Linked DNA regions of Homo sapiens: region 1 is linked to region 2. A link is a loop called in an ENCODE intact Hi-C map of the cell type or tissue named here. Cell type or tissue: PC-3. All regions are shown on one strand. Links, peaks and the distances in the headings refer to the core of each region. The heading gives the core; the rest is flanking DNA. Region 1 overlaps LOC105369851 (a long non-coding RNA gene). Region 2 has its middle 59 kb from the start of ZDHHC17.

Region 1 (16,630 bases), core at 4,313-9,312, 74 kb before region 2:
TGACTCCTGCCTCTTCCACCTACAGGTGATATGACCTTGTGCAAGGTTAAGCCCTCTGAGTGTATTTCCTCACTTATACATGAGGTTATAAAATGGTTCATTTTGCAGGGTTACTGTGAAGACTAAATACGATGACACATATGAAAATGCTCCATTTATGCCTGGCAACTGTTCTGCCCGTGTCTTAGGTTAGAGGTTGAAAGGTGAAACTATTGGCTGAATTTGGTTCAAAGATATGTTTTATTTTGCCTTGAGTTAGGGTCCCCAAGACCAGCCCCAAGTTTGATGATTCACTAGGAGGACTTATAGGACTCACATATAGTAATACTCATGATTATGATTGGCAAAAGGATACAAAGCAAAATCAGCAAGGAAAAAGGCACATGGGTCAAAATCCAGGATATACCAGCCACAGACTTTCAAGGGTCATCTCCCATGGAGTTCACACAGGATGTGCTCAATTGCCCCAGTAATGAGTTGTGATAAAACATGTGAAATGATGCCAACCAGGAAATTCATTACAGACTCAGAGCTCAGGGATTTTATTGGGGCCTAGTCATATAGGCAGCCTCTGCTAGGCACATACTCAAATTTCAGAGTCCTAGAAGGAAAGCCAGTAGTCAGCATAAACATGTTGTCTACACAAAAAGTTTAGGCACAGCGAGTCACTCTTACCAGTTCTGGGAATGGTGGGAACCCTCCTGAAATCCAAGTTCCCAGATGCCAGCCAAGGGCCGGCTTTGTAAGCAGGCCTTTCCAAGGATAAGCAGTTAGGGCTGCTACCTCAACTTTTTGTTGCACAGACCTGCACAGGGTTTGTCTGTGCAGGTTTCTTTGTTTTGTTTTATTTGTATTTTACTTAGTTGCCATTTTTTAAATATTAAGATATTTCACTCAGGATTTCCATCTTCATGTGAAAAATCAAGTAGTTAAAAAATAGATTCATATTCCCACATGGCAACAATTGGTAGTCCCTTTTAGATAAGGCTTCATGTTCCCTCAAATTCCTCCTAGTCTCTGCCACTCCCAATAGTCTTTGCCACACTGAGCACCAACTGCCATTTACATCCTGCTTTTGCGAATCTGGCCTTGGCCGCTTGGACCAGGAGTGGCCGCTTGGACCAGGAATGGCCATTTGACCAGATGACAAGAGAAAGAAGCAGGCATGTGGAATACCACTGAGTCGTGATAATGAACAATGATGCAAACAGGTCATGGTTAATGAATTCCTCCTGTTGAGGTCACCAGAAATGCCATGAAATCAGAACTCCTCTTTGCCACCCTCTATTATAGCAGTTACTTGTGGGTATTCTTGGGTTGATATGACAACACTTTCATTGCTATATATAGTAAGTCCTCTTTATTTAAGCTAACTCCAGTCAGTCTTTGCTCCTGCCCACCTAAAGATCACTGATCGGAAAAGTGTTAATATAAATTAATTATTACATATATTTGCCCGTTAGAACTTTGTAACTTGAAGTCATTGTTATTGTCATCCCCACCAAGACTTGTGATCACAGACTAAAATATGTCAACAGAAAGGTAAATCTTGTTCAAAGGAAATCAATCCAATCAAGTAGTTGTATGTATCGATATGCCCTTTTATTTACTAACTCAACTACTGTGTGATAAAATGAAATTTCATCTTTATATTCCTAGCATCTAGAAAACTACCAGCTATGGAGTTGGATTCAATAAATGTTTCCTAACTTTATAAAGTTCATCTATAACAAGGTCTAGAAACCCAAGGATAGAAATAATGAAAATCATTATGCTCATGCTAAAAAGGGGAAAATGCAAGTGATATAATTGCAGTAGTGTGCTGCATGCCACCCAACCATACAAATGTTCTAGATGCTTCTTTTCTCATTCTAGTTACAAAACCGGCACAGATACAAGCTCCAGAGAAGGAACTGCAAAGATTCCAATGTCTGTTGATAGGTTCATTCTACTAAAAGCAAAGAATTTGAAAAGTTCTTTACTTGCTTCCTTGATAGTTTCATTTCTCAGACGACTGAGGAAGCAATTAGGGGATTTTATATTCTAGACTTGACTTTTACTAATAAGAAAAACTGAGTTTTTAAAGTTAGTAAAGTAACTAGAAACTACAAGAACACCAAGAAAAAGAGGCAGTGTCATGCAGATTGCGTATCCCTTATCCATTAAGGTGCTAACATAAGAATTAGGCGTGCTGGGGATTCATTCATTCATTCAACAAATGTTTACTGAATGCTTACTATACGCATGCCTATTTTAGGTTCTGGGTATATGACAGTGAATAACATAGACAAAAATCCATGCTCTGTTGGACCTTGCATTCTAGTTGGGGGACGGGGATAATAAACAGCTATATTAATAAAATATGTAATAGTTCAAATGGTGATATGAACTATGAAGGACAATGTCAGGGAAGAGGAATAGAAATTGCTAGGGAAGAAGGATGCTGTAATTTTATGTAAGGTTATTGGAGAAGGCCTTGAAAAAGGGACATTTGAGCCAAGGTAGATGGGGGAATGAGCTATGTAGGCAAGTGGGAAAAGAGGGAGAGAGAACAGAAGGTATATATGGGTTTGTGCCCTGCTAAGTGAGCCAAGGGAGAGTAGGAGATGAGATTAAAGATTGCAAAATGCCTTGTAGGCTATTGACTTTGGTTTTACTCTGGAATGAGAAGCCGGTAGAGAGTTTGAGCAGGGTAGTGACATAATCTAGCTGACATTTAAAAACGCAGGCGAGAGGGAGGAAGCAGGAGATTAGTGCAATAATCCAGATTAGAGATGTTGCTAGTGTAGACCAAAGTGATAACAGCTGACTTGGTAAAAATAGTCAGATTCTCGACATATTTTGAAGGCAGGGCTACCATGATTGAATTATGGGAGAGGAAAAGTGGCAGAAAGAATTGAGGATGACTCTAAGGTTTTGGCAAGAGTGACTAGAAGGATGGAGATGTGATTAACTGAAATGGAGGAAAACTGTGAAAGGAAGAGTTTTGTAAGAGAAGAGGAGTTCAATTTTTAGACATGTTAAATTTGAGATTCCTTTTACACCTCAAAGTGGAAATGTTGGTAGGCAGTTAAATATATGAGCCTGAAATTTAGGCAAGAGTTCTTGGCTGGAGAGTTATCAGTATATAGGTAATATTTAAAACCATGAGATTAGATGAGATCACTGAAGGAGAGAAAGTATTGGCCAGGTACAGTGGCTCACGCCTGTAGTCCCAGCACTTTGGGAGGCTGAGGCAGGAGCATTGCTTAAGCCTAGAAGTTTAAGACCAGACTGGGCAACACAGTAAGACCCTGCATAGCAAAACCCTGTCTCTACAATTTTTTTTTAATTAGCTGAGGATGGTGGCACACACCTGTAGTCCTAGCTACTCAGGAGGCTAAGGTGGGAGGATCGTTTGAGCCCAAGAGTTAGACGCTGCAGTGAGCTATGATCACACCATGACACTCCAGTCTGAGCAATGGAGTGAGATTCTGTCTCTAAAAAAAAAAAAGAAAAGAAGGAAGGAAGGAAGGAAAAGAAAGAAAGAAAGGAAGGAAGGAAGAGAGAGAGAGAGAGAAAGAAGCATTGAAGATAAGAATATAAGAGTTTCAAGAATGAGGTGTTTCAAAGTTTGGATGTGAGGGTGATGATAAGGAATGAGCAAAGGAGGCTGGAGGCTGAGAGAGAAGTAGCAGCTGAAGAAATAGGAGACAATCTGAGAGAATGAGATGTCCCGGCAGCAAAGGGAATAAAGTGCCTGGAGAGGAGAGAGGTCACTGTCAAGTGAAGAGAAGTCAAGATAAAATAAAGACTTACCTTTGGATTTTACCATGTGGAGGCTTTAACATGGGCAGTTTAAGTGTTGTAAAGGTGAATAAAACACTGTTGGAGTCTGGTCAAGAGAGAATCAGTAGAAAAGAATTTGGAGACTGCAAATTTCAAGCAACAACAACACGCGGTCTATTTCTACATGTTTTGCAATAAAAGGGAGCAGAGAAATGGACAGTAGGTAGAAGAAGAATGTTGGGTCAGGAGGATTTTTTTTAATTGGAGGAATTTGTATGTTGATGGAGTGATCCAATGGAGAGGGGAGGGGAAACTGAGGATGTAGGAGAGTGAAAGCAGAATTGACAGAGCAATGTTCTTGAGGAGGCATGTAAAAACAACAGATGTCTGCTCCAAAAACATATGGGAAATCTTAGAAAGCCCAGATTTTCTAAAAACCCAGAGTAAAGATAACTGCGGTCCTATGACCAACACCATTAAAAAGGGACAGCAGATGCAGAAGAATGGAAGTGTCGAAGGGGTGGAATTCTGATGGAGTGGAGGATTCTGGCTTGAACCTAAATTTGGTCACCATTGGCATTCATTCAGACACATCTGCCTGTGTAGTGACAGGGCATGAATCCTCTGTTTTCATGCATGAGTGGAAGTCTCCTGGGAAAGAATTTCTTCTAAAAGAAGAGAAAGCAGGGCCCTTAAGTTTGGACCAATAACTGGTCAGAGGGGAGGGGTGTTTAGCACACTGTGATGTCTGTCTCTCAGGTTTGGCCTCTGGTCCAGCCTTCATAAATCCATGTCAGATTACTAAGGAGAGGGACATATAAGAATGGACAACTTTATTTCACTAAACTATGTAAGATACTAGGATCATGAAATTATTTTATTTTGCTACTCTTCTGCTCATGATAACACAAAAAGGAGAAAAGCTTGATCCCACTGAGGTGCAGCATGGCCTCAGTGCGTTGAAGACTCCAAAAACCACCTTCTCCTCAACTTTAATGCTCAACGGATCTGCAGTGGAGACCACCTCTTATGTCTGTGACCACAATAGAGGCCAGCTCTCATCACACTGCAGCAGTGGAACCAGTTCCAAGAGTGAGAGAGATTTTAATAGTTTGCAGCTTCAGGACCCCTTAGCATGGACACACCACTGTAATAGTGGACACCAGCTGCAGTGGCAGTGGTCAGGCACTACCAAATGACTTAATAGCAAGCAGAGCTTTAAGCAGCAGACATCACGAGAGGGGGCCAGAATGGGGGAGAATCATGGCAGACACAGACAATAGCTGCTATAACTTGTTTACAAGCACCTGTTATATAACCTAACGGCACCTAGAGACAACTGGATGAGACTTTGAGGGTAGCTAGAACCACAACAGAGGGTTGGGGTAAAACTAATATACAAAACCCTTTATTACTATTAATATGGTTCCATTTTATCCTTAGATTAGTGTGGCTAGGGAAACAGCTTATAAGAAATTACAATCACATATGAAGCTGATAAGGAAGACAATACTAAAAGAAACACATGTGGCTGAAAAGAATGAGCCTATATTGAGAGACATGCTGATGACAGAAAGAGGCAAGAACAAATATGAAGGAAAAACCTCAGGAAAGATAAAGCACAGAACCAGCTGAGGTTAAAGATAACAAAAACAATTGCAGTTTGTTTTTTTTTTTTAAAAAAAAAAAACTATGGAGCAAGAAAATGGTGTAAGCTGACAGATGGCAGAGAAAGTATAACTACTTAACCATTACTTTATTTCTTTACTTTTTTTAAATGAAGAAAATGGCCTTCAAAGTGGGAGGTGAAAAACATAACTAAGCAGGAACTAATCTGGACAGTATAATTATGGTAGATCCTCTTTATTATTTCTTTTGTTTATTTTTTTGAATTAAAAAAAGCATCCACAGACAGTGTGTAAACAAATGGACATGGTTATGTTCTTTTTACTTTATTTTATTTTATTTTATTTTTGAGTGAGAGTCTCACTCTGTTCCCCAGGCTGGAGTGCAATGGCACAGTCTCAGCTCACTGCAACCTCCGCCTCCTATGTTCAAGTGATTCTCCTACCTTAGTCTCCTGAGTAGGAGGGACTACAGGCACGTTGCTACCATGCCTGGCTAATTTTTGTATTTTTAGTGGAGATAGGGTTTCACCATGTTGGCCATGCTGGTCTCAAACTCCTGGCCTCTTCAGCCTCCCAAAGTGCTGGGATTACAGATGTGAGCCACTGCTCTAGGCCCACTTTTCTCTATTTTCTAAAAATAGTTTTAGAATGAGTTATTATCATTTTTAGTTTAGAAAGACTCTATTTGATTGAAAAACAGGGAATTACTATTTGACATAAGTAAAAGATTTCTTAAGCGTTCAACTCAATGCCTTAGATGATGCTAAGCCCACAAACCCAGATTAATTACCTCCTAAGGTACTAAGAGAGAATAGATGTGATGGTGGGACAAGAGCTGATCATTTTAAAGGCATGATGGAGAACAAGAAAGTTGCTAGATTATATCTAATAAGTTTTACAGTTTATAAAGCAATGTTATATGACTAATATTAACTAGTATTATCTGCTATGTGCTAGGCATTGTGCTAGACCAAGAGTCTGCAAACTATGGCCCCCAGGATAAATTCAGCTTGCTGCTTGTTTTTATGTTAAAAACAGTAAATTAAGTGGTTTAAAAAAATCAAAAGAAGAAAACTTTATGACATGAAAATTAGAAAAAAAATCAAACTTCAGTGTACAGAAATAAAATTTTATTAGAACAGGCTGGGCGTGGTGGCTCATGCCTGTAATCCCAGCACTTTGGGAGGCCAAGGTGGGCAGATCACTTGAGATCAGGAGTTTGGGACCAGCCTGGCCAACATGGTGAAACCCCATCTCTACTAAAAATACAAAAATTAGCAGGGCATGGTGGCAGGCACCTGTAATCCCAGCTACCCGGGAGGCTAAGGCAAGAGAATTGCTTGAACCCAGCAGGCGGAGGTTGCAGTGAGCTGAGATCACACCACTGCACTCCAGCCTGGGCGACAGAGTGAGACTCTATCTCTAAATAAATAAATAAATAATAAAAAGAGCATAACCATGTCCATTTGTTTACATACTGTTTGTGGATGCTTTTGTGCAACTATAGCAGGGTTGGGTAGTTGTAACAGGGACTGTATGACTTACAAAGTCTAAAATACTTACTGTGTAGTTTTTTATCAAAAAAAACTTTAGCCATTCCTGGGCAAGATGCATATCTGATGTAATCTCTAATCCACAGCAACTGTGCAAGTTTATATTTTATTTCATTACTCTCTCCAGATCCAGCCCAGGAATGTGGGCTGGGAAGCCAGTATTATCCCTGTAATAAAACTGAAGCTCAGCCGGGTGCGGTGGCTCATGCCTGTAATTCCAGCACTTTGGGAGGCCGAGGTGGGCAGAACACGATGTCAGGAGATTGGGACCATCCTGGCTAACACGGTGAAACCCCGTCTCTACTAAAAACACACACACAAAAATTAGCCAGGCGTGGTGGCGGGCGCCTGTGGTCCCAGCTACTCAGGGGGCTGAGGCAGGAGAATGGCGTGAACCTGGGAGGCGGAGTTTGCAGTAAGCCAAGATAGCACGCCACTGCACTCCAGCCTGGGCGACAGAGGGAGACTCCGTCTCAAAAAAAACAAAAAACAAAACACAGAAGAGAAGCTCAGAGCATTTCAGTGACTTATTCAAGGTCGCACAGCTCACTTGGGACTCATATTGAAAGTGTTCACTAAGTGTAAGTTCCTGCTTTGTGTTTCTATACTATAAAACATTTCATATATTATAAATACATTAAGATATAACACATAAAATTATAAAGAAGGACTTTTATTTTTGTACAGTGCTTTACAGTTTATAAAAGCACATTTCACGAACTATTTTATTTGGGATCTCAGTTCTGCTAGCTTGGCAAGACAGGTATTGTTAGCCCCTTTTGCAATTGAAGCTCAGAAGGGTTAAATGGCTTGTCTAAAGTTATAGAACTAATTAGTGACAGAGCCAGGACCTGAACCCAGATCTTTTGTCTTCCAATTCAGTGCTAAGGGCATAATAAAATTGCTAATTTTTTTGCATTCTTAATATACCAGGAACTGTTCTAAATGCTTTACAGATATTAACTTATTTGAGTGTCACAATGACACTATGAAATATTTACTATTATTATTCCCATTTCACAGATGAAGAAACTGAAGCACAGAGTGGTCCAGTTACTTGCTCAAAACCACAGAGCTTGTAGTAGGTGATAGAGCCAGAATCTGAACTAGACCATCTGGCTCTAGAATCAGATGTCTTAACCTCTACAAACTCTGATTTTTCCCAGGGCATCTGACACAGCATCACTGATATTACTTTGAACCAGTTGCAAACCTGTGTGCTAAATGAAAATGCAGTTAGATGATCACGTTGTCAATTAAATAGCAATACTAAGATTTAATGTTTAAAGATCTGCAGTATCCTGAGTGGGAATCCCTCAAAGGAAAGGGATTGGTAGTAGAGTCTTCAGTAGTTTGTTAGTTTTTGCCTGCAGCATTGTGTTGCAGGTTACAAAAGCAAATATGTGGATTTACAGGTTATATTATCTGCTTTTAAGTAAGTAATCCTCTCAAAATGAGAGTATTGCCTAACGGGATCCCTGCAAAGAAACTGTGTATGGTAGGCAGTTTATATTTTCATATGCTAATAATGCAAACACAATCAACAAGATGATGGCAGAGCCACCACCTGTAAATTCAGGGGCACTCATTCATCAGCTGTGCTGAGACAAAAGTGATTGGTAATAATCTAAGGAGATATAACATATGTAGTCTCATTGCTCTCACTAGAAATATAATTAATAATATGCAAAATAATATACAATCATCAATAAAAATAATTTTGCAATCAAAACAGTTGGAGATCATGATGTACATATATAAAGTCAAGCTGAATCTATGGATGGGGAGCTGTATCATTGAGTGCAATATATACCAGGAACATTCAGGTAGTTAAAAGTTTGCGGCTTGTTCATATGACCTGTTTTGCAAATGTTACCAGAAGAATGTATAATTCAGGTATTGTAAGCAACTTCTTTGAAGTTATTTGCAATCATTCTAAAGCAGCAGTTCAGAGTGTAGTTCTAGGACCAGCAGCATTAAGCATCACCTGAGAACTAGTTTAAAATGCAAATTTTTGGACCCCACCTCAGATCTATCAAATGAGAAACTCTGGGGGTAAAGATAAACAATATATGCTTAAGCAAGCCCCCTAACTTATTTTGTTTATAGTTTAAGAATCATACATTGCCCAGGTCTAGAGCAGTTAGTACGAAATAGCTGAAAGAATAGGCAGGCATTTCTCAATACTCAACGATAATTAATATTGGATAAAGGCCATTTAAAGTGAATCTACCTAAGATCACAATTGTACAGTCTTGATACTCAAAGTCCAGAGACCAACAGCATCAGCATTCCTGGGAACTTATTAGAAATGCAGAATTAAGGATCCTTCTCCTGACCTAATTGAATAACAATCTGTTTTTTGTTTGTTTGTTTTGAGACAAGGGTCATAGCTCACTGCAGCCTTGAACTCCTGACCTCAAGCAATCCTCCCGCCTTGGCCTCCTAAAGCATTGGGATTACAGGTGTGAGCCACTGTACTGGACCAGAATCTGCATTTTTAACAGGAGTTCCAGGTGATTCTTATGCATATTAACATTTGAGATGTTCAGTTATCGAAAATAATTTTTAAAATGTTTGTTTGGAAATTAACTTTAAAATGACACTTTGGCTTTTTCTTTTGGACAAAATTGTATGATAGTGTGATACAACATTGTTTACCACTTCATGTCTGACTTTTATAGTACTGTCATAACTTTTACAACAAAAATAATTTGAGGGTTTTATTGTTTTCCAAAGGGCTTTATCTTTGATAATCAAATCATTCTCTTTTGAAGTGCCTAATCATCATCTCTGTTTATTTTATCTTAGTACATGCTCATCAGGCCTAACTTCCTCATTTGTCAATGGCTTTTATGTGATCCAGTAGTTTTCCAACATTAGTTCACTTATTTCATCAAACACATATTATTTTTCAAAGCTCACAATCCACTTAGAGTCAATTTCCATTACACTTGTGGATATTCATATGCAACATTCAGGAAAGAGCTGACTGACAAGCACATTGACAGGATGGGTGGGGAGGGAAGCCAGTGTTAAGCTGGAGGATGTTTGGGTGGGGATAAATTTGATAAGTGGCCAGGTTGTTAGTGAACATGTCTATAATAGGATGACTATTGCTGTCTTGGGTAACATGATAACTGGGCAGGCAGGCAAATAAAATCCAGATAACAATAACCTAAAAGTGAAGATGATTATCTCTGGGCAGTAAAAGTCCAGGCAATTTTTATTTCCTTCATTGTGCTTATCTGTAATTTCTAAATTTTCTAGAATGAATGCATGTTATTTTTGCAATCAGAAAAAAACTCTGTTATTTAACAATTTAAAAAATTGAGATATCATTTACATTCAGTAAAACGCAAAGAGATAAGTATTCAGTTCGAAGAATTTCAACAACTGTATGCATCCATGTAACCGCTCCAAACAAGATATAAAATATTTTCATCCCCAAAAGGTTGCTTTGTGTCCTTTTAAACCAGAAATTACCCTAATACAGCACTCCTTCTATAATTACCCATGGCCTCCAACACTTTCTCACCTCTAAAGTGGTTTCAGTGTGCTACTCTGGAATGACACATTATATCTAGATTTCAGCAAATATTCATTTTTTTTATACACAGAGGTAGTCGATGCTGCACTCTGCATTTCTTTCCATATACCCCTTTTGTGTATTTCTAACTCATACTTTGAGTAGAAAATGGGAAAAAATGTTTTCCTCCTATAATTTCCCCTCCCCCAGAACCATCCTTTTTCCTCTTTCCCTCCTGCTTTGAAACAGCTACTGAGCTGCCAGCAGAGGATTCTATTAAGATGAAAGCTTTGTCCTTGCAGAGGCAGACAAAGGGCTCTAAACAGAGCCTGCTCTCCAGTGTCTAGGAGAAGAGGTTACCATTCTGTCACAATGGTCTCTCCCATACCTTGCCCCCAACAACGCCCACATCTACCTCTCAAATATCTCGTTCTTATTGCTCCAGTTTATGGCAACGACAAAAACACTAAAAAAAATACTGATTCAAATATAATAAAGATGAAAACACACAAATAACTTTTACACATGTTGTCTCATTTTGTGAAGCTGTCTTGGAAAAACCCTCGAGTTCTGTGGGGGAAATACTAGTATTCACTCTTTCTTTTGTTCATTCATACCTGCACTTTTTTTTTTTTTAAGACAGAGTTTTGCTGTCATTGCCCAGGCTGGAGCGCAGTGGCGTGATCTCGGCTCACTGCAACTTCCGCCTCCCGGGTTTAAGCGATTCTCCTGCCTCAGCCCCCCGAGTAGCTGGGAGTACAGGTTTGTGCCACCATGCCCGGCTAATTTTGTATTTTTAGTAGAGACGGGGTTTCTCCATGTTGGTCAGGCTGGTCTCGAACTCCCGACCTCAGATGATCCACCCGCCTCGGCCTTCCAAAGTGCTGGGATTACAGGCATGAGCCACCGCGCCCGGCCCACAGCACATATTTTTATGTAGAGATACTGTGTGCCAAGCAAGATATTAGGCACTACATAACAATGGCAAAAAAGGAAGTGTTCCTCACAAAGCTTATTGTCTAGCTGGGGAGACAAATGAGTAAGTAGGCAAATATGATTTATTCAGAATGTACCAATTCGGGTATGCACTTATGGAACCCAAGGTCATTGTAATGGTATTCAAAAGTTGGAAACTATCTAACAATAATAAGTGTTAAGTTACTATTACTTTTGAAAGATATATTAGTGATATACTTTTTATTATTATTATTTTTTAGACAGAGAGTCTTACTCTACAGCCCAGGCTTTGAGTGCAGTGGCATGATCATAGCTCACAGCAGCCTCAAATTCCTGGGCTCAAGTCAACCTCTCATCTCAGCCTCCCAAGCAGCTAGGATTATAAGCACATGCCACCATGTCCAGCTAATATTTTTAAAAAATTTCTGTAGAAACGGTCTCACTCTCTTGCCCAGGCTGATCTCAAACACTTGTTCCCAAGATCTTCCTACCTTGGCCTCCCGAAGTGCTGGAATTACAGGCATAAGCCACCACACCTGGCCTTAATGACATAATTTACACTAAATGTTTTGAGAGGGAGGGAGAGAAAAGCTGAAAGCCAGAATGCTAACTGGAAGAAATATATTAAAAAGTTGAAAGGACTTATCTCTGTGAGATGGGATTTTTCTCCTTTTCATGTTTCTGTATTTTCCTAATTTCCTATGACAAGTATGTGTTACTTTTATAATTAAATTAAAAAACTGTAAGGTGAAAAATGTAAGATTGTTATAAGTATGCTGGCACCCAGTGATGGTAATATTTATCTTCAAATATACCTTAAGCTAAAATGTATCTTTCTAATGAAATTTTAGTTTTTAAATGTTCCTTTATAACTTTTCTTTCAATATTTTATCTATAATTAGCTTCCTGGTTTTAAAATTTCACATTTAAGGAACAACTTTCAAATATGTGCCTATGTATTCAGAGATATTTACAGTGCTTTTGTACATTATGTCATTTAATCCAGACAGTAATCCCATGAGGTTGGTGTTGTTATCACCTTTTTACAGAGGAAAAGCAAGGTTCAGAGATATTAAGGAACCAAAATCACAGTTAGTGGGTAGCAGAGACAGAGCTCCAATACAATTTTTTCAAAACTGGAAATTCAGAGTTTCCTGCATTTCACAATGGTGCCTGTTATGTAGCTCTGAAATGATTCCAAACACTTACATAGATTGCTACGTGTGACATATGTTTTGCTGTGATAAGAACATGGAGTGTAATCCCCCTCCACATGGGAATGTTACGTTGCGATGTTATAGGACCAACAGATTCATATGCCTGCTGTGCAGTGACAGACAGGTACAGAGATAGCAGGGTTTGCAGCAGAGAAAGAGTGTAATGATCACAGGGCACCAAGCAAGGGGATGGGAGGAGACCCTTAAATCCATCTCTCCGAGAAGTTTCTAGCTGACGTTTTTCAGGGGGTCATGGAGGGTGAGGGGCTGGGAAATTGGGGTCATTGTTTTGTCAGGTAATGGGGATGAAATCATCAGGATGTGGAAACTGCATTCTTTGGTGAGTCATCTCTTCATGGGGTCCTTCAGACCAGGTGATGTCAGTAGTTTCACTGGTATACAAAACCTGAAAGAGCAAATGAAAACCTCAAATGGAAAACTTAACATTTTATAATGTTTAAATTGTTCTCTATAGAGCAGTTAAGGGGAACTATAATCTTGTAACAGGGTCTATGTGATTCTAAGGCAAGAGGCACAAAACAACTATGAGGGAGTGGGTCAGAGAGCAGGCTGACCTAGCGATTAATGCTGCATGTGCTGCAAGCTTGGTATATTTTTGTTTCTTCCTCTCACTTCTTCCATGATTAATTTATAAAGTTTACAGGGACGGTTTCAATACCTTATCAGACTAGATATATGAGTTATTGGCCTCAACTACTGGACTCCAAAATACATATAAACCCAAGAATTTTAATTAAGAACAATTTTTTTTGACATAGGGTCTCATTCTGTTGCCCAGGCTGGAGCAGAGTGGCACGATCATGGCTCACTGCAGCCTCTACCTCTTGGGCTTACGTAATCCTCCCCCTTCAGCCTCCCAGGTAGCTTGGACTATAGGCACATGCTGCCACGCCTGGCTAAATTTTGTATTTTTTTGTAGAGACGAGGTTTCACCATGTTTGCCAGGCTGGTGTCAAACTCCTGGGCTCAAGCGACTTGCCCACCTTGGCCTCCCAAAGTGCTGGGATTGCAGGCATGAGCCACCACGCCCAGCCGAACCCAAGATTTTGACAGAAAGATTGAGAGCTTAGGTGATGGGTGCCAGAGCTACTCTCTGCCAACCTCCCCACCAACACCAGCATCACTCACTAGCAGTGAGGGGCCTTGTGTGTCACCACGGATTTCCGCCATGTTGGTCAAATCATCTCTTCTGAAAGCCTCCCCTGTAAAGGTATACCTCAAACTTCTATTAGACTTTACATCCTTTACATCCGCAGAGGCCTGCTTCCATCCTAAGTAATTATATTCCTTTTTTTTTTTTTTTTTTTTTTTTTGAGACGCAGTCCTGCTCTGTTGCCCAGGCTGGAGTGCAGTGGCATGATCTTGGCTCACTGCCACCTCCACCTCCTGGGTTCAAGCAATTTTCCTGTTTCAGCCTCCCGAGCAGCTGGGACTACAGGCACAAGCCACCAAGCCCAGCTGATTTTTTCGTATTTTTAGTAGAGGTGGGGTTTCACCATATTGGTCATGCTGGTCTCGAACTCCTGACCTCAGGTGATCCACCCGCCTTGGCCTCCCAAAATACTGGGGTTACAGGCATAAGCCACTGCACCCAGCCCCTAAGTAACTAAATTCTAATAATTGGATTCTAAAGAAAATCAGAACTCGTTCACTATGTGACTAATGTACTTCATTTATGGAGTGCATTCCTGTGAGATTTGTTGTCATTATTCTCCCCCTCTTTAAGCATTGTAAAAAAAATCTGTTTGTATGTCAATAACCCATGTGATTCATGAAATCATATTCTGATCCTCTTGTTTTAACCACACAAAGTAGTGGCTTGCTAGCATTATTTATATCCCAATGTGCCCTAGACATTTCAATCAAGCAGAGATGTTTGGATCAGCATGGTATAAGTACACGTGTTCTCAAATTTATTTTCACTGTTGCTTCCTATAATTAACTACTGACATAATTTCAAATAGCTAATAGTTGCTTAATATGTAGAAATAACTGAATACAACTCATCTCTGCTCTATTTTTTAAATGTATTTTTAGTGTGTATTTTATTTTCTTGATTATAAATGTAACAACTGTTCATGTAGAATTTTTGTTAATTAGGATTAGTTTGCCATGCTGATTTTTAAAACATTTTTTCCCACTTAATGTGGTGGGTCTGTTATAGAATTGTTTCTAATTTAATATTCAAATTTTTATGAAAATAGGCCAGGTGCAGTGGCTCACACCTGTAGTCTCAACACTTTGGAAGGCTGAGGTGGGCATATTCCTCGAGCCCAGGAGTTCAAGAACTGTCTGGGCAACATGGCAAAACTCCATCTCTACAAAAAATATATAGAAATTAGCAGGGCATGGTGATGTATGCCTGTAGTCTCAGCTACTCTGGAAACTGAGGTGGGGGAATCCAATGAGCCCAAGAGGTTGAGGATGCAGTGGGCCATGATCGCACCACCACACTCCAGCCTGGGCAACAGAGCGAGACCTTGTCTCAATAAATAAATAAATTCATTTTAATGAAAATAATACATTTATGCAGATTAAAATAGTCAAATACTATGATTAGGTTTATAGTGAAAAATAGCAGTCCTCTTTACTCTTCCTCCCATTCTAATTCCCATTCTTCCACAGATAACTGCTGTTTTAGTCTATTCAAACTGCTCTAACAAAGTACCTTCGACTGGATAATTTATAAACAACAGAAATGTATTGCACAGTTCTGGAGGCTGGAGAGTCCAAGCTCAGGGTGCTGGCAGACTCAGCATCTGGTGAGGGTCCATTTCCTCATAGATGGCACCTTCTAGCTCCGCCCTCACTTAGTGGAAGGGCAAAGAGGGAAACAAGCTCCCTCACACCACTTTTATAAGGGCACTAATTACATTCACTAGGGCTCTGCCTTCGTGACCTAACCACCTCCCAAAGATCCCACCTCTTAATATCAACACATTGGAGATTAGATTTCAACATATGAATTTTGGAGGGACACAAATATTCAGACCATAGCAACCACTTTGGAAATATCTTAGCTATTTTGGTGGTATATACCTTGGTAATCTGAAATAACACGTGAATACTGCTGTTTTCTGTTTTGTATTGTTGTTTTTAAAATTTCAGTATCTGCTTTGACATGCTGGTTTCTATGGGAGCCCTTCATTTCCCTGGTCTTATGTTTCCACTTGGGGCAATGTTAGCAAAAATAACTCTTTGGGCCTCTCTCTCCATTTCTCACTCCCTCCTCCAGGAAGAAGGGACTTACTTGGCTAGTGAGCAGGCCTGCCTCAGCCTCTTCTTTCTCTTGGATGAACCTGCCTGAGGCAAGGTGCCTTCAATTTGGCTCTCCCATTTGGTGAGCATATTGAGGCAGTGTCTGTTCTGTGCAATAGGTTAGTGATGAAGGGGCTAAGTCTGCTTAACTCATAGTTGAAATATTAGGAAGATCACACTCTGTGCTCCAACCCAGCATTTGTTTGACAGAAGCTATTAATGCTCCCCTCCCAGGCCCCCACCTACCTCTAACTGTAAGCTCACCTGCTGTGGTGTGACAGCTTCCACCCTGCTGACAGCCTCCCACCTTAAGCTCTAGCATCTCTTTACTTCACCACAGCAGGGCTTTCTTTGGCCCGACAGGAGCTCTTAGTTGTATAAGCAGAATGAGAAATGCAGAGGCGTTTGCGTACGCCATCTTCAACAAGTCGACCAGCCTCCCTGTCCTCTGGTGGGACAATGCAAAGGCGTGTTCCACCCTGTTTCTCAGAAGGTCTCCAGTGGGACTGAGCTCACTGACACATTCTTAATGGCTTTTCTCCTTTTCCAGTCTCTCTTTCCCATACCCTCACTCCACTTCCTAGAATCACTTCCCCCAAAACCTTCCCACACCCAAACCTTGAAGCTGATATTTTGATCTTTATCCATCTGACTCTTATTACCATCTCTCAATTGATTCTGAACAATCTCCTATGATGA
Region 2 (16,630 bases), core at 4,915-9,914:
TGCAGGGGGAGCCTCTGGCAGGGCCATGGTCTCAACCAGGAAATCTGGGAAACTAGAACGTTTGCTGAGCACTCCTGGGTGTACTTTGGGACCACCATGGAAAGTGAAAGAGTTAGAACTGGGTCTAGGCTAACCAACGCTCCCAACCCTGAAGGGTTGGGGTTTGTTAGAGAGACCTTTTCCAGACAGCCTGACACCTGTGTCTTTAGTCTGGTGGCCACACTAATCGCCTTTAAGTGGCCGACAGGTGCCCAGTTTTTAGCCTCATAATTCTAAGGAAGGACAGGACAGAAAAGCAAGCGAAAGAGGTCCAATAGTACTCACCGCGTGACAATCTACATGCCTTTCCTGGATCTCCTGGCTGGCTTGCCAAAATGTAACATCAAAGGTTCTTGCCTTAGCCACGCCAAAGAATTGGTGTGGCAGCTGCCCCCAGCGAGAGATGGAAACACGGACCAAGAGAAAAAAAGCTGTAAGCTTTATTGAGCAGAGTGACAGTACAAAGCTTCCACAGCATGGAAGGGGTCCCGAGCAGGTAGCCAGAGTTAGATTATGCAGTTGCCTTTTAAACTCTTTAAGGCAGGAAATATGTGCAGAGGGAAGATGTTACCAGAGCAAGAAACAAAGGCAGTAAATTATTTTGTGACATGTCTTAGATTTTGCGGAAAATCGGAATTGTAACTTAGGTTTTATCTACCTTATGACCTTGCAGTGGCATGGCAAAGGAGACAGGAATTTACAGGACTTTACAAAGTATGTTTACAAGGAATTGGAATTGGGAGCATAGATGAGGTCCACTGGTCACAGAAAAACGGGCAGTTAACATTCCTTTTAGTTTTAGGGGAGGGGGAAGGGAGACAGGGAGAGAGGACACAGGGAAGCTTATAGCAAAATTTTCACTGTTTATAGCTTTCTTGGGGAAGAAAACACATGCACAAATCCTGGTGTTAGGAATATTTTAAGCATATATTTTCAATATTGTTCATCCAGGACCAAAGGAAGTCCTGATGCAGGAAATGAGTGAGTTTCACAACTTTCTGAGCCCCTACTGGACACAGGAAGCCCAGCTGGCGCCTCCTCTCAAGTGTGTCAAGGGAAATACAAGTGAAGTGCTATGGAAGAGCAGAAGGGAAGACCTTACATCCTGCTTTGAGTTGGGAGTAGGGGTGTCGAAGAGAAGATATTGGCCTTTTGTCAATATTTGGCAGCATGGTTGGATGGTGGTGTTCTGGGTCTCATTCCTGGAGGCCCAGCTTACAGCTTGCTCTTGCAACCCTTTCGATAAATTTATAAGCACTCAGATTCTCTGAATAAGGTCTCTTTTAAATTAAATAATGAGAGTATTTTATGGCTCCTGTGACTGACCCTTACCTGATACACTTCCAGTCACAGTCAGAATCAATCTAAAGTCCTTACCAAGGCCTACCAGCCCGGAACCATCCAGCCTTAGCCACTTTCTTACTGTCTCTTTCACTGACTCTGCTTAAGCTACATGTCACTTTTGCATTTTTGTTCTTCCCTGAACACACTAAGCTTGCCTTACTTAGGGCTCTGGGACCTGCTGTTCTTATCCTTGTGGATGCATGGCATGACTCATTCACTTGTTTTTCATGTCTCTGCTCAAATATCACTTCTTCATGGAGATCTTCTCTGACTACCTATCTAGAATATCACTCCCTGTCAGCTTGTCCCTTTACCTTCCTTTATTTTTCTTCATTATACCTATTATCTATCATAATTTATATGTGGTTAAAGCCTGTCTGCCCCCGTTGAACAATAAGCTTTTTGCTAATTGCTCTATTCTCAGAGGGTCAAACAATTCTTGGCATACAATAGGTGTTTCATAAATATTCTTTGAATGAATTCCCATTTTACAGAAGAGGAGACCTGAGGCAAAGAATGATTAAGTGACTTATCCAGGTTTACACAGTGAGTGGCAGAGCTGGAGTCTGAATTCAGGTGGTCTGACATGGGAGCGTTTGTTCTTCTGCAGGACACTGCACTGCTTCCCCAGCATAGCCAGCCTTTCTTCAAGCCTGTGTGTACCCCATCTGAAGAAAAACTGGTACTGCTGTTAGAAAAAGAAAAGAAAGAAACATGCTTAAGCATTTGCCTGTCCAAGAGAGGGATGTCCTGACCCACAAACACAACTGCCTGCCCGTGGGGCAGCAGACCCCTGTGGTGGAGACAGGTGGCAGAACAACAACAACAAAAAAAGACGTGGCTCAGCACCCTGCCTGTGAGATCCTGCAAGTAACTCCACCCACTCAGCCTGATTCTAAAACCATTCGTCCCGCTGCTTCCCAACCTGCAAATATACGCAATGCTCTCAAAATTACCCCCTCTCTACTCTACACCTGGATATTATCGAGACAGTCGTGGGATTTTTAAGTACCACAGGGGCTAGTTTTTACTCTTGTTCCATTTTCCTCATCCTTTTTTTCCTTTTTCTCCCTTCTTTCTGTTTCTTTTTTTTCTTTTCTCTTCTCTCCTTACAGTTTAACAAACAAATCCATTCAATGATAATTTTACACATTTAAACATATTAAATACAGAAATAACAGAAAGTGTTAACTTGTTAATAGTTCCGCTTTAGGCCACCAGAGAGGGAGGTTGATGGCTTTGTGTCACGGGGCCCTTTTGCCACCAGCCTAGGGTTAGGGTCTCTGTCATTTTCTCTCATGCTGTGCTGTGTTGTAGCTCCCTGTGAGTCTCCATGGTGTAGTGAAATGAGCAAGGCTCTGCTGTAAGACAAGTCTGGGCTCAAGTGCTGGCCTACCTCTTATTGGGGTGTCCTTTACCAGCTTTCTTACCTTTCTCAGCCTCTGATCAAAGCTCACTGCAGCCTCAACCTTCTGGGGACAAGCGAGCCTCCCGCCTCAGCCTCCCAAAGTGCTAGGACTACAGGCATAAGTGACTATGCCTGGCCCAAGCCTGTTTTCTTATCTGTAAAATTGGAACAACAACAAAAAAGTATTCTTTGTAGAGTTGTGTGAGAATTAGAGATAATGTATGTAAAAAATCTGGCACCAGTAATGAAACACAGTAAAACTACAAAAGGAAAGCAAGTTTTTCCTCTGTTTTCCCTACATTAAAACATAATAACATTAAATGATTATTCTGACTGTATGTGGAATCAATTTGCACAATTCATTTTCTGTACATATATCTTACCTATTAGAGATTGAACTGCTTTTTTTTTTTTTGTCCTAGACAGAGTCTCGTTCTGTCGCCCAGGCTAGAGTGCAGTGGTGCGATCTCAGCTCACTGCGACCTCCGCTGTCCAGGTTCAAGAGATTCTGCTGCCTCAGCCTCTGGAGTAGCTGGGATTACAGGCACGCGCCACCGCACCCAGCTAATTTTTGTATTTTCAGTAGAGACAGGGTTTCACCATGTTGGTCATGCTGGTCTCAAAACTCCTGACCTCCTGATCCACCTGCCTCGGCCTCCCAAAGGGCTGGGATTACGGGCATGAGCCACCGCACCTGGCCTGAACTACTTTAAAAAATCTTTGTTCAAGTACCTGTTGCAAGATATTTTCATTCAAATGTGATATAAATTAACACTCTATTTTGTTCTATATCTAAAAGTTTTCTAAAAGCTAAGACTTTTATAAAGATAAAATAGATCTTTTGTCTGAATTTAAATTTAATCACATAATACTGTGCTATTATAGTCCATTTATATTTAGACTGATATGTCTTCTCCAATATGGAAGGCAAATTGTATGAGGAGCTATCCTATTCTAATTATATGACTTCAGTGTCTTCTATAACAATTTTTAGTTGTTAACACTCAGAACTTACTAGGGTGCAGGGAAATGGGTGCTCTTAAACATTCTAATGGAAGTTAAATTGAAGCAGTCTTCTTGAGAGCTACTTGGCTTACAGAGTTCTTTAAAAGTTCACACCCTTGATTCCAATAATTCCACTTATACGAATCTGTTCTAAGAAAATAAGGTGTACGTAAGCTATTATTGAATAAGGATGTTTACTAAAACATCACTTTAAAATAGACAAAAATAGTAAACCTCCTGAATGCTCAACAATAGAAGAATGATTAAGATAAATTATTAGCTCCTGAAAAGTCATTTTGGGCTTAATGGCACTGGAATATTTTGGGATATAATTATAATTTTAAAAAGCAGAAAAATGTATAATAATATAATATATAACAAAATATAAAACAATATATAACAATATAAGCATATAATACATATAAAGTAGTATAAAAATAATTAATATGCTGCAATCCCAGTTTTGTGAAGGAAACCCTTTATTTATAGATGCATAGAAAAAAGAATGAAAGGTCGGGCATGGTGGCTCACACCTGTAATCTCAGCACTTTGGGAGGTGGAGGCGGGCAAATTGCCTGAGCCCAGGATACATGGCAAAACCCTGTCTCTACAAAAAATACTAAAGTTAACCAGGAGTGGTGGCACATGCCTATAGCCCCAGCTACTCGAGAGGCTGAGGTGGGTGGATCACCAGGAAATCAAGGCTGCAGTAAGCCAAGATTTCTTCACTGCACTGCAGCCAGGGCATCAGGTGAGACCCTATCTCAAAAAAAAAAAAAAAAAAGACAACATATATAGGAAAATGTTAATGTTGAGGGCAGTAGGAATTTTATTTTCTTCTCTGCAATTTTCTGTATTTTGTACTATGATGAAAATATGTTATTTTGATAACCAAGAAAATCATTATAAAACAAGGAAAATAAATTTAAGGGATTTAATTTCACCCTTAACTGTAGACTTCAAAGCACCAATCAGCAGGTTGGAGCACCCCACAAGCAAATGGTAAGCTATATGTAAGTCCCACACTCACTGTAGGTGCTTCCAGTCACATCTTTCTGGTGCCTAACCCTAACCAGTTCCTGCTGTTACCAAGTGTGAGGCAAGAAGAGAAAGGCAGGAGTGCCCATGGAGTGAGTGCCAGCCTCTTCCAGGCTCAGTGCCCAAGAACTATCCCTCACCATGCACACTCCACTGAATGGTCTGCTTTCAAATTTTCACTCACTCTTTCCTTACACTTTCCACTTCCCTGGGAGGCACTAGTGTCAGGCAACTGTACTAGGCACTGGAAATATGCAGATATATGTTTTGCCTTCCTGGACTTCTGGCGGGAAAAAGAGAAGGAACAATAAACCAACATGCCAGCTGCCACAAAGAGCTGCAAGGGCACAGACACCTTAGCCCAGACTGATTACCAGGACAGGCTTCTTGGATGAGTTGATGTGTATTCCATAATTATTCCAAATACACACGTATCTGTGGCCCCTGTGGTGCCACAACTTAGCTTCAAAATTCTTTTACTTGTTCTTAGTCAATTCCATCTCCCATTCTGCTCAGGGAGTTCCAAACCTCCCCCACTTTCCTCACCTAGCTCACAACCTCCTCCCCTCAGCAGCCAAGCTCACCCTTCCAGAAAAACTCGCAGTCTTCTTTTTTGTGTGCCAATCAGAATGACATAATTGCCATTTTTCCATTTTTCCCTTCACTACCAGGAAACTCAGTGTCAAAATTAGAGCTCAATTGCTATTTTATCCCAGATTCTCTGGAATAAAATCTCTCCTAAAAGATTTGCAATTTTTAACAAAGATAACACAATTTCATTATCAAGACTAGGGCCATCATATATCAACTACTTCAACTCTTTCCTAACCCTACTTTTCTATTTCTGTACCTTCTTTCCTTCCTTCCTACCCTCCGGTCTCAGAGGAATTAACTCACTTATTTATTTATTTATTTTTGATATGGAGTCTTGCTCTGTCGCCCAGGATGGAGGGCAGTGGTGCGATCTCAGCTCACTGCAATCTCCGATTCCTGGGTTCAAGGGATTCTCCTGGCTCAGCCTCCTGAGTAACTGGGAATACAGTGCCTGCCACTATGCCTGGCTAATTTTTATATATTTTTTTTTTAGCAGAGACGGGGTTTCACCATGTTGGCCAGGCTGGTCTCGAACTCCTGACCTCAAGTGATCCGCTTGCCTCAGCCTCCCAAAGTGATGGGATTACAGGCATGAGTCACCACGCCTGGCCGGAATTAACTCAAATTTGTAAGTACCGCAGGTGACCTCCAATGGAGTTTCTTGGCTTGACTTCCTTGCCTATCTATAACCTTGCTATTTGCATAATTATTGTCTATAAACATGTGAATAACTCTGTCTAGTGGGCAGACAACCATTCTCTTCCCCACCCTAACCATTCCCATGGAAAAAGCCAGTTTTGCAGTTGTTTATTAAATTCCTTTCAACATTCCTTTACAATATATAAATTTATGGTTCTCTGATTTCAAATCCGTTGCACCATCTTTGCAATTCCCTCACTAAATAATATACAATAATAATCTTTAACATGTCTTCTCTTTATTTCTATGAGAGTTATGATTTTCCTTTTTAAAAAATTGTTCTTGGCAGTGTGCAGTGGCTCATGCCTCTAATCCCAGCACTTTGGGAGGCCGAGGCAGGCAGATCACCTGAGGTCAGGAGTTCGAGACCAGCCTGGCCAACATGGTGAAACCCCGTCTCTACTAAAGAATACAAAAGTTAGCCGGGTGTGGTGGTGGGTGCCTGTAATTCCAGCTACTCGGGAGGCTGAGGCAGGAGAATCATTTGAACCCGGGAGGCGGATGTTGCAGTGAGCCAAAATCGTGCCACTGGAATCCAGCCTGGGTGACAGAGCAAGACTTTGTCTCAAAAAATAAATAAATAAATACACACAAAATAAAAAATTATTCTGACACTTAGATAAGCTTTTGGAAGATGAAGTCTATATTTTCTAGTTCCACTTTCTCACTTTCTATTTCAATTTTTAGTTACCCACTGAAATCTATCTGTGCAGCTCATTCCCTGCAAACAAACCTCAATAGTGTACTGAAACCATTCTGGAAAGGGTCAAAAATAGCAAATACTTCTCTGTTTTATCTTTCTGTCATTTGCTGCATTTGGTACTATAAAATCTGAGTAATATACCAGCAGGAGAGACAAAGACTATCTCTCATGGCCTCATTTGTGCAACCAAAATTATTCCAGCCACAGATGTTTCTGACCTGTTCCTGTTTCAGTGTTTTACGTGAATTCTTTCTTTTTGCTTTTTTTCTAAATCCTGGGGGAGGAAGCTGAAATTAAACAGTGCAGATGTCTGTGTAATCACAGCCGTCTCTCTCTTTCTAAAGTTATAAAAGTGCCTCATCCTGATAGGGAGAACTTCCCAGTTATGCAGCTGAACAACTTGAAGCTTTATATTTTCTAAAAATAATACGGTCTTTTCCCATAAAATCTTCCAACATTGTCCTTTATTAAAAACAAACAGACAAAATACTTCCTTTAGGTTTTTTTTTTTTTTCTTTTTGGACGGAGTCTTGCTCTGTCACCCAGGCTGGAGTGCAATGGTGTGATCTTGGCTCACTGCAACCTCCGTCTCCCGCGTTTGAATGATTCTTCTGCCTCAGCCTCCTGAGTGGCTGGGATTACAGGCGTGCACCACCATGCCTGGCTAATTTTTGTACCTTTAGTAGAGACGGGGTTTTACCACATTGGCCAGGCTGGTCTCGAACTCTTGACCTCAGGTGATCTGACTGCCTCATCCTCCCAAGGTCTCAAATCTCTTCCCTATCTGTACACACTCTTAGAGGATTTTATCTCATCTCAAGGCTTTAAATCTGGGCCCTATACTGAAGACTCCTAAATGCATATTCCAGCTCAGACCACTCTTGGAACTCCAGATTTGCGTGACTGATTACTACTTAATATCTCCTTGGACATCTAAAACCACCTCAAACTCAAGATGTCTAAAATTGAGCTCCTGATCTTCTCCCACCACCTCCTAAACTTCATTCCTTCCGCAGATTTACCCATCTTAGCAAAAGGCAGCTTCCTTCATCTTTCTGTTTGCTCAGGTCAAAAGCTCTAGTCATCCTTCCTCCCCACCCCACCCCCTTCTCTTACTCATTATGTCCCATCCCTCAGCAAATTCTGTTGGCACTACTTCAAAATGTGTCCAGACTCCACTATTCTCACCACTGCCACTACCACCACTCTGTTTCAAGCTGCCATTGTCTCTTGCTTGGATTGTGGCATCTTACGTGATTTCTTTACTTTTTACCCTTAACTTGAACTATGTATTCTTAACATAGCAGCCAGAACAATTTTTATAGAACACAAGTCAGGTTGTGTCCCTCTTTTGCTCAAAACCCTCCAATGACTACCCACCTCTTGCACAGTTAAAGCCGGAGTCCCCAGAATGGCTTTAAGACGCTACAGAATCTGCCTCTATTTTCTGGCAGGGATCTGGACCTTATCTCCTACTTCTACTTCTTTACCATTCCAGATCAGGGACTCAATTTTGGTCATGTTGAGTTTGATGTGCCTTTCAGATTTCCAAGGGCCTCCTTGCTCTTCCTTTAATACACTGAGCATGCTCTCACCTGGAGGTTTTTGTACTCCTGATCTCTCTACATGAAAGGTCATTTGCCTGGGTATCTGCAGGGCTTGCTTTCTTCCCTTCTTTCAGGCTTTTGTTCAAATATCACTTTCTCAGTGAAACCTGCCCTCACTACCTTGTATAAAATCACAACTGCCCCCAAGCCCTACACTCTGGCCCTCACTATCCGATTCTCTGCTGCTCATTTCTCCATAGCACTTGTCATTGCCTAACATTCTATGCATTTTACTTTTGTTTATTGCCTTTCCCCACAGAGAAGGCTATCTAAGCTGCAGAGTTGACCATATTCCTCCTCATTGAAAGGCAGCACAATGTCATGTTCATGATCCCAGGTTATGGAGTCTGACGGCCTGGGTCTGAGCCCTGGTTCCATCACTTAACCTTTCCCTGCCTTTTAAAGTATAAATATAAAATAAGAATAAGTAAAATGAAGATAATAAAAGAATCTTTCTCATAGCCTTGAAGTAAGGACTAAATATCACAGTGCATTTGAAGTGCTTAGAACAGTGCCTGACACATAGAAAGTGCTCAGTAACTGTTACCTATTGTTGTATGTACTGGGTACTGGGGTCTCTGTTCAAGACTCCCTCATCAAGCTTATTCCCCTATCCCAACTGCTGAGAATCTTAGCATTCCACCCTGGGAACTGCCCTTAGCATCAAATAACCACTTCAGAGAACAACTTTGCTTAAGCTCCAGTCCCTCTCAGGTAATGGCCAATAGTAAATGACTGGCTCATGCAAAGATACTAATACAAAGGTCCTGCCCCATTGCCTCAATCTGGGACAACTCTAAGGGTCATCTCACATCTCCTTTTAGAATGAGCTGAGGCTTCAGAGACAACTGCATTACAAGTCAGCTCCTCCTTCTGCCCAGTCCTGCCTTCCTTACAGATGTATCTCACAAGAACACTCCCCAGTAAGCTTGCTGCACACCACTTCCTGTCTCAGAGTCTGTTTCCAGGGAACCCAATCTAAGGCACTGTATGAATCTCTCAATGATCCTTGCAGGATAATCATCTCAATCTTTAGGATAGTATATGAGGTTTTCATGAGCTGATCCCATTCTCTCCCTCTTTACCTTTAACTCTCACAATTCCCCATTTTGTACTTTTTCTGTAAGGCCCCCTCCATGGTGTTCACTGCCTTGATCAAGCATGTTATACACTTTACTTATAATGTTATAATGTACTTATAATTTCTTCCTGGCCAGTTCTTCCTCATTCTTGCAGACTCAGCCCCTGTCTTCCAGAAAACCTAAATCCAGGCTTAATCCAGTCTGAAAGTCCCTCCTGTATACTCTTATAGCACTTTGTTTATATTTTTTAATCAAACCACTTACTATATTAAACTAAAATTATACAGAATATTATTAATATAGCAACAGTTTGATAGTTATTATAAGGAGGTCTACTAATTCAGCATATGAAGAATTACTTATAGTTTTACTGTAGTTTTGGGGAGAGGAAGGAAGAAGGATAAGGATCAAATTTGTTTATCAGCTACAAGTCTAATTTTTTTTTTTATTAAAATGAAGTCTTGTACTGGTCTTAACCACAGGAATGTTTTGGCTTTTAGTATTACCAAACACTTTTCCCAAAGCAAAATAAAGTAGTTTCTAATGAGTGGATCTTGGAAATAAATACATCTTTGCCTGGTGTTGGTGGGGCCAGGGGGGTGTCAGATGATGAGATTCAGACCCCTGCTTTTGTGACAAGAATAAGGTGAGGACAATGTATGAGGATGCAGTCTTGATCACTGGTTTGGGCAAAAATGGGATGAATACTTACTGCTGACGTGCTATCTTCTTTCTCTTCTGATAATGCTCTAAAATAAAAAAAAACTCTGTGTCCTGTTCAGAAGATATGGTGAAGATCAAAGAAAAGGAGGCTAAGATTGTATCTTTTGCCAGCCCATCCAACCTAACAAAGAATGTACAAATGGTACTTTATTGCCTTGGTTTCAGGGGATGGGAGATAGGGCAAGAATTTGGTAGTGCTTCCTTCTCTTTTCCTTTTTTATTCTCTTTTATTTTTCATTCTTTCTACATGTCTGGTATTAATTTGGTAATTTGGGTACATAAGGAGGGATCGGCTTGAAGAGCTTCCCCCACCCTAATGCTCTGGCTCAAGGGCACTGCGGAACATTCAAGCAAAAATGTAGCCTACTCTGCTTTTTGCTCCAAATGACAAAATGCAGCTAACAGTAAGTTCCGATTTTATACATTTATAATCCAGGCACTGAGAAGTTGACTTAAATCTCATGGTCCCTAGTCCACTGGCCCATGGGCCAGGTGCCCACCTCTGGTCCAGTCAACTATGGCTAGGGCATTGAGTCATGGAGTATTTATGGGGCAGCTCCCACTGTCATAACATGGAAGTCAGAAGAAACAATTCCTGAAATAAAGGGACAAGGATCAGAGAATGTATTGTTAGAATTGTTCTTGCAGAAAATGTTTGAGATTTTTCCACAATGTTTACCAGATACGAGTTAAAATGGGAAGATTTACACATATCAGCCCTGTGTATTTCTGCTTTCTCAAAGAGACTCCATATTTTGAATATTCAAAGAGACTGTTACTTCTTGCATATTTTATTTACATGGCAAGTCTTGCCCTCTGAGAAGGAATACGTGACTTGGTGAGTTAGTGGGATAGGGGGTTGTTTTTGTTTCATCACTCTATGTTTAGATTAGGAGAAAGCTTCACCTACATCAGGAACGCGTGCTTTGGCAGTTGACATTTCTGTGTCTTTCTGCTGATTAATGAACTTTCATTATCTGAATTTTTGGTAAATGTAAATTATAATTTACTAATGTCTTTATGAATACACCCAATTAATGCCTAAGCCAGCCTGGCAAGTAGTACAGAAGCATCACAACCATAAGTAAAACCAAAAGTTAAAACAGCCAGGTTGCTGCTCTCCTGCCAGGAAGTTCATAGAAAATAAAATAGAATGATTTATTTCATCTTGCTCAACGTGAGCTTGTGTATTCTTCCCTAAAGAGTGCCAGACTGGGAGTTGTAATTGTTTATAATCTAAGTAGCTGCTAACTAGCTGTGACACTAGACCAGTCACACCAGTCACAATTGCTCTGGCTTCAGTTTTCCCATCTGTGAAATAAACTGATTAGAACAGATGTTTAAGGGTCCGCCCAGCTTCAGAAATCTCATTCCACTAATTGTGAGTTTCAGAGAGGCTCTTTGCCAGAGAATAGTTATTTGCAGGATGAACATCTATTATAAAAGCAGAAGAAAAAGTAGTAAAGAATATTTAACTCTCCAAAATACAACCAGGCAAACTTAACAAGGCAAAACTCAGTTTATCAGAAGTCACTGCAGTCAGGGAGTAGAGCATCTTGACAGAATCAAGGAAGAGGAATCAGAGAATTGTATAGGATTTAGTTTAGGGGATCTGGGCTTAAGGGTCTTATGGGAGATATTTCAAAATGGGGAATACACATGCCTATAATCCCACCACTTTGGAAGGCCCAGGTGGGAGGAGCTCTTGAAGCCAGGAGTTCAAGACCAGCCTGGGCAAAAAAATGAGACCCTGTATCTAATTCTCCCCACAAAAATTATTAATTAGCTGGGTGCACTGGCCTGTGCCTATAAACCCAGCTACTTAGGAGGCTGAGATGGGAGGATTGCTTGAGCCCAGGAGTTTGAGGCTGCAGTGAGTTGTGATTGCATCACTGCATTCCAGCCTGGGTGACAGAGTGAGACCTCGTCTCTAAAAACATAAAAATAAAGTAACAATAATAATAATAAACACCAAACTGGGGAACAGATCAGGATTGGGCAAGTTTATGAAATAATAGTTTAGGGTTGGTAGGCATAGTGAGATGAAACTTTTGAAGTGACTCTTGATATATAAACCATGGTTTGATAAGGGAACTTTATCCAGGTAAGCAGGCTTCTCTCAGATGATCTGATTTGCAGGGATTTCCTGAAGCAAACAGTGAAGTTATTTATTGGTTTATGGTCTTATCTTCTCTGGACAAATTTTCCTGGAACAAATAACTAAGTTATGTTGACAGAGGTGGTCTCGGTTCTTAGGCCTTATAGTTATATCATATTGATGCGGGTGGCTGCAGTTCTCATGAATTTTGAGTTAATATATAGAAGATAATAGCCTGTAGCTATTATAGAAATAGAAGAAAATAGCCTGTAGCAGAAAAGTGTTTGATGAAAGTGACACTTCTGGCCTATTTTGAGTTCCATACTCAAATATTCTACTTTCTGCTCGATATCTTTTCTTGGATGTATTATATATTTATCAGATTACAAATGGAACAAATAACAAATTCTAAAGAGAACTCCCTCGATATTCTCCATCTCAGTAAACAGTACCACCATCCACCCAGCTATTTAAATCAAAAACCTAGGAGCGGCTCTTTCCTCATACCCCCACATGCCATAACAAGTCTTATTGGTTGGACCTCCAAAATATATATCCAACTCAACCACTTAACATCTTCAACGTTAAAACCCTAGTTCAAGCCATCATTATCTCTTGTCCAGGCACAGAGTCATTATATTATGATATTCCACACTGCTCTTTATTTTTCTAGAATATGCATCTTTATTTCCATATCAAGGCTCTTGTGTTTGTCTACCCTGTCTAGGTCACTGTTCCTCTAGATCTTCCTGTGGCTCCTCCTCATTGTTAAAAATGCATCATTGAAATCCTTTATTGAATCACCCTAACTAAAGTTGACATCTCTCCCCTGTCACTTTATCCCATTGCCACATTTTAGATATTTTAGAGTAGCTAGCAATTTCTGAAGCTATATTATTCTTAACTTTGCCTCCTTGTTTCATGTTTGTCTCTGCTCAGCAAATATAAACTCCATGAGGGGACAGAGCTCACCTGCCATATAAGAGATGCTGTATCCCCACTGCCTTGAACAGAAGCTGGCACATAGTAGATTCTCAGGAAATAATTGAATGAATAGATGGATGAAAGTATGGGTGAGCATATGAATTATTTAAAAAGTAATAGCCAAAGATGCTAAGTATATAATCTCTCCAATCTCGTTAATGGCTTAACTTGCTTATCTCATCATTTAAATTATATTAAATGCCACCTCTCATCCAGTGAATCCCAATGTTAAGTAATGAGATTCTTTTCATGATGAAATTGAGTGCTATCAAATTCATAATATGTATTTTTATGGAACTACTCAAAGAGGCAGGAAAAGGAGAATGGTTAGTTATGAGAGATTCTGGGAACATCTGAATGTTTAACTGTAATGAGTGGTTTAGAGCTAAGACCAAAATCACTAGGATAGCTTGCCTTAAAATTTAAGAACCTCTCTGACTTAATAGTATTTATTTGTTTATTTACACAGACACTAAATGTTAAAATAACTTTCTGGGGGTTCACATGTACATTTAAAATACCATTTTAAAATCTCAGAATGTAAATTGAATTTTAGTAGTTAAAATAAAATATGCAAAGTTTTATATGCACTCTACTCGTGCAACTTAAAGAGAGTTGGTTTTCACCTGCTGAGGGGCTCCCCCAGACAGTACTCTGGGATGTAGCCCTTGGCTGTGGTCTAACGTCATAGAGTTTCATAAATCAAGAAAGCATAGTGCCACAGTGCCAGAAAGTGAATACTAGTGAAGGTAAATCTCAGAGAGCTGATGGAGAATTTGGGAAGCCTGTCAATTTCATATAAGTTTCAATAGATTGAGAGTATATTTTTCACACTATAGAACTAGGCCAGAAAATTCTTAATAAATATTTATTGAGCACCTAGTACCTTCCAGACACTGAACTGGCAATGAGAACATTAGTATTTTTTTTTAAGTCATAGTCCTTGCCCTTTGGGTTTGCATTGTTAAGTGATCATACATTTGGGGACCTAAACAGGGTCTAAATCACCTAGGGCTTCATGTCTTAACATTTGAAGTTTGAAATTGATTCTGAGAGCAATAAGAAGCTGTTGAAGGATTTAAGCAGCAGAGTAGCAGAGTGACATGATTTGATTTTCATTTTACAAAGCATAGTCGCTCTGTTGGAATTTTAGAGTGTGAGATTCCACCAACGTGGGAGGTTGGTAGTGGAGGTCAGAGGCAAATAAACTGTAAACCATTTAGAAGACTATTGTCATAAACCAAGTCAAGAGATGATGGTGTCCGGAATTAAGAGAGTTACAATAGAGTGATACAACCATGGAAATACTAAGATTGAGAATTTATAGAACCCAGTGAATACTTTCATTTTGTTATATTATTTTTTTAGAGACAGAATTTCACTCTGTTGCCCAAACTGGCCTTGAACTCCTGGGTACAGGTGATCCTCCTGCCTCAGCCTCCCAGGTAGCTAGGACTGCATCCTGACTTCCAGTGAATTATTTGATAAAAGGGGGTACATAGCCAGGGAGAAGGAGTCAAGATTGAAGGCTGGTTTGGCAGAGAAAAGAAGAAGTTCATAAAAAGGATTTTGCCTTTTGTTTATTATTTTTGAAGCTTTACATACTATAGTTTTTGGAGGTAACTTTTTTTTTTTTTTAGATGGAGTTTTGCTGTTGTCACCCAGGCTAGAGTGAAGTGGCATGATCTCGGCTCACTGCAACCTCTGCCTCCCAGGTTCAAGCGATTCTCCTGCCTCAGCGTCCTCAATAGCTAAGATTACAGGGGTGCACCACCACGCCTGACGAATTTTGTATTTTTAATAGAGACGGGGTTTCACCATGTTGGCCAGGCTGGTCTTGAACTCCTGATCTCAGGTGATCCGCCCACCTCAGCCTCCCAAAGTGCTGAGATTACAGGTGTGAGCCACTGCACCCCACCTGAAGTTAATAGTTATTACAAACAAGCATTTAAAAGAAATTGTTACTGTATTAATTTCTTCCAAAAAAATTTAGTGCTGTAAATTATGCTTGTGGTTAGAAATCAGCAAATAGCAAGAAGGGAACTACTGTTTATTACAAATTTCCTTATGGTTCCACTTTTTAACATTTTAAGTGAGTTAATTAATATATTTAACAACAAGACTGGTAAAAATACCCATACTTCACATGTGTACACTGAGCAAACTCTGTGTGGTTGGCAAATGTATAGTTCCCAAGTTTTAAAAGGATGCTCTGCATGTGAACTCAGTGGTAGCAGTGATAAGACCACCCACATTGGTTTTATACAGACAAACTAAATTATCCATATTAGAAATGTTCTAACCATAAACTTTTCTAATTGTTATGTTCTAAAAAAGCACCCTTCAATTAGACAAATAATTGCATTCAGTCAATTCTTTCAAATGTCATCTATACAGCAATTTAAATAGTCTCTGAAATTAAAAAAAATTATGACTCTTCTTTTATAAAAAGCAAATAAGGGAAACAGACCTTTCTATTTTATCCATAGGTATAAAAGAGTGATCATTATTACTGTGTTAAATATTTCTCAGTGGACCTTCTACACCAAGACATGATTACTCAAAATAAACCCATGGTTGCGTGTACTTACATTTTGAGCAGAGTTTTTACAGTTTCTGAATTATTTCAATTGGTATTTTATAATGCAATTACTTTATAAGCCTTTGCTCATTAAAAAGATTTTCTAAGTAAATATTCAGATATTTATGTAATTTGTGTATAGGCAATACATTAGGGTAGTCATGAAGTGAAGCTCATAAACTTAGAAATATGATTGTCAGATAGGTATAAATGTATGAACTGTATAAGAAATGGGTGCACTTATACATATGCAAAATAAGCTTTAAAAGACTGTCTCATTGCCTGAGGAAGCCATGGCTATGGTCTAATTGATTACGTTAATATTTTCAAAAGATAAGAATTAATAAACATACAAAAACATGATAATAAAGGTGAGCCTTATCCCTAATATTTAGTTTGTCTCAGTCCATGGACAGTGGGAGCCTGACAAAGACTGTCCTGTTGGGCAGCTCCGGAATTTCCTGTGGGAGGGACTTATGGGGAGACAATCTCCGCACCAGGAGGAGCTAGAAGCCTGTCTTGAAACTGCATTTGCAAATAGGCACACTGTTTTTATTTCAATCTCGCTGTTATTTGGGTTACTTTAGGGGTGTTGAAGGAGATTTGGAAGAGGCCAAAGTGCTATCAGGCCATCTTTTGGTGCTACCATTGGCTAACCCTCTATTGTATTACAGAGCTGCAGCTCTTAGGTCTTAGGATATACTGGGAGCACTGGGATTTAGAAG

What was found. Peaks named below come from ENCODE experiments on the same cell type or tissue, not always from the same donor. Only the 100,000 strongest peaks of a DNase experiment are listed, where the experiment ranks them.
Region 1: a loop joins it to region 2, with 2.3 times the contacts of the local background. A loop is called at or near these places in 1 of 110 quality-filtered maps.

Annotation. Positions count from the first base shown.
Region 1 is chr12:76,623,592-76,640,221 of GRCh38, forward strand. LOC105369851 (a long non-coding RNA gene) reads right to left here. Exons shown (of 2, transcript XR_945115.3): 2 at 12,528-13,058. Among named protein-coding and RNA genes, the nearest start is that of OSBPL8, 72 kb to the left of the region's middle. RefSeq lists a silencer at 398-692 and enhancers at 10,481-11,134, 11,135-11,787, 12,576-13,775. In PC-3, for the core only: a CTCF peak has its summit at 7,426; no DNase peak of the experiment used is centred there; H3K4me3 peaks cover 574 bases.
Region 2 is chr12:76,696,952-76,713,581 of GRCh38, forward strand. No RefSeq gene overlaps it. Among named protein-coding and RNA genes, the nearest start is that of ZDHHC17, 59 kb to the right of the region's middle. In PC-3, for the core only: no CTCF peak of the experiment used is centred there; a DNase peak (open chromatin) is centred at 7,940; H3K27ac peaks cover 429 bases.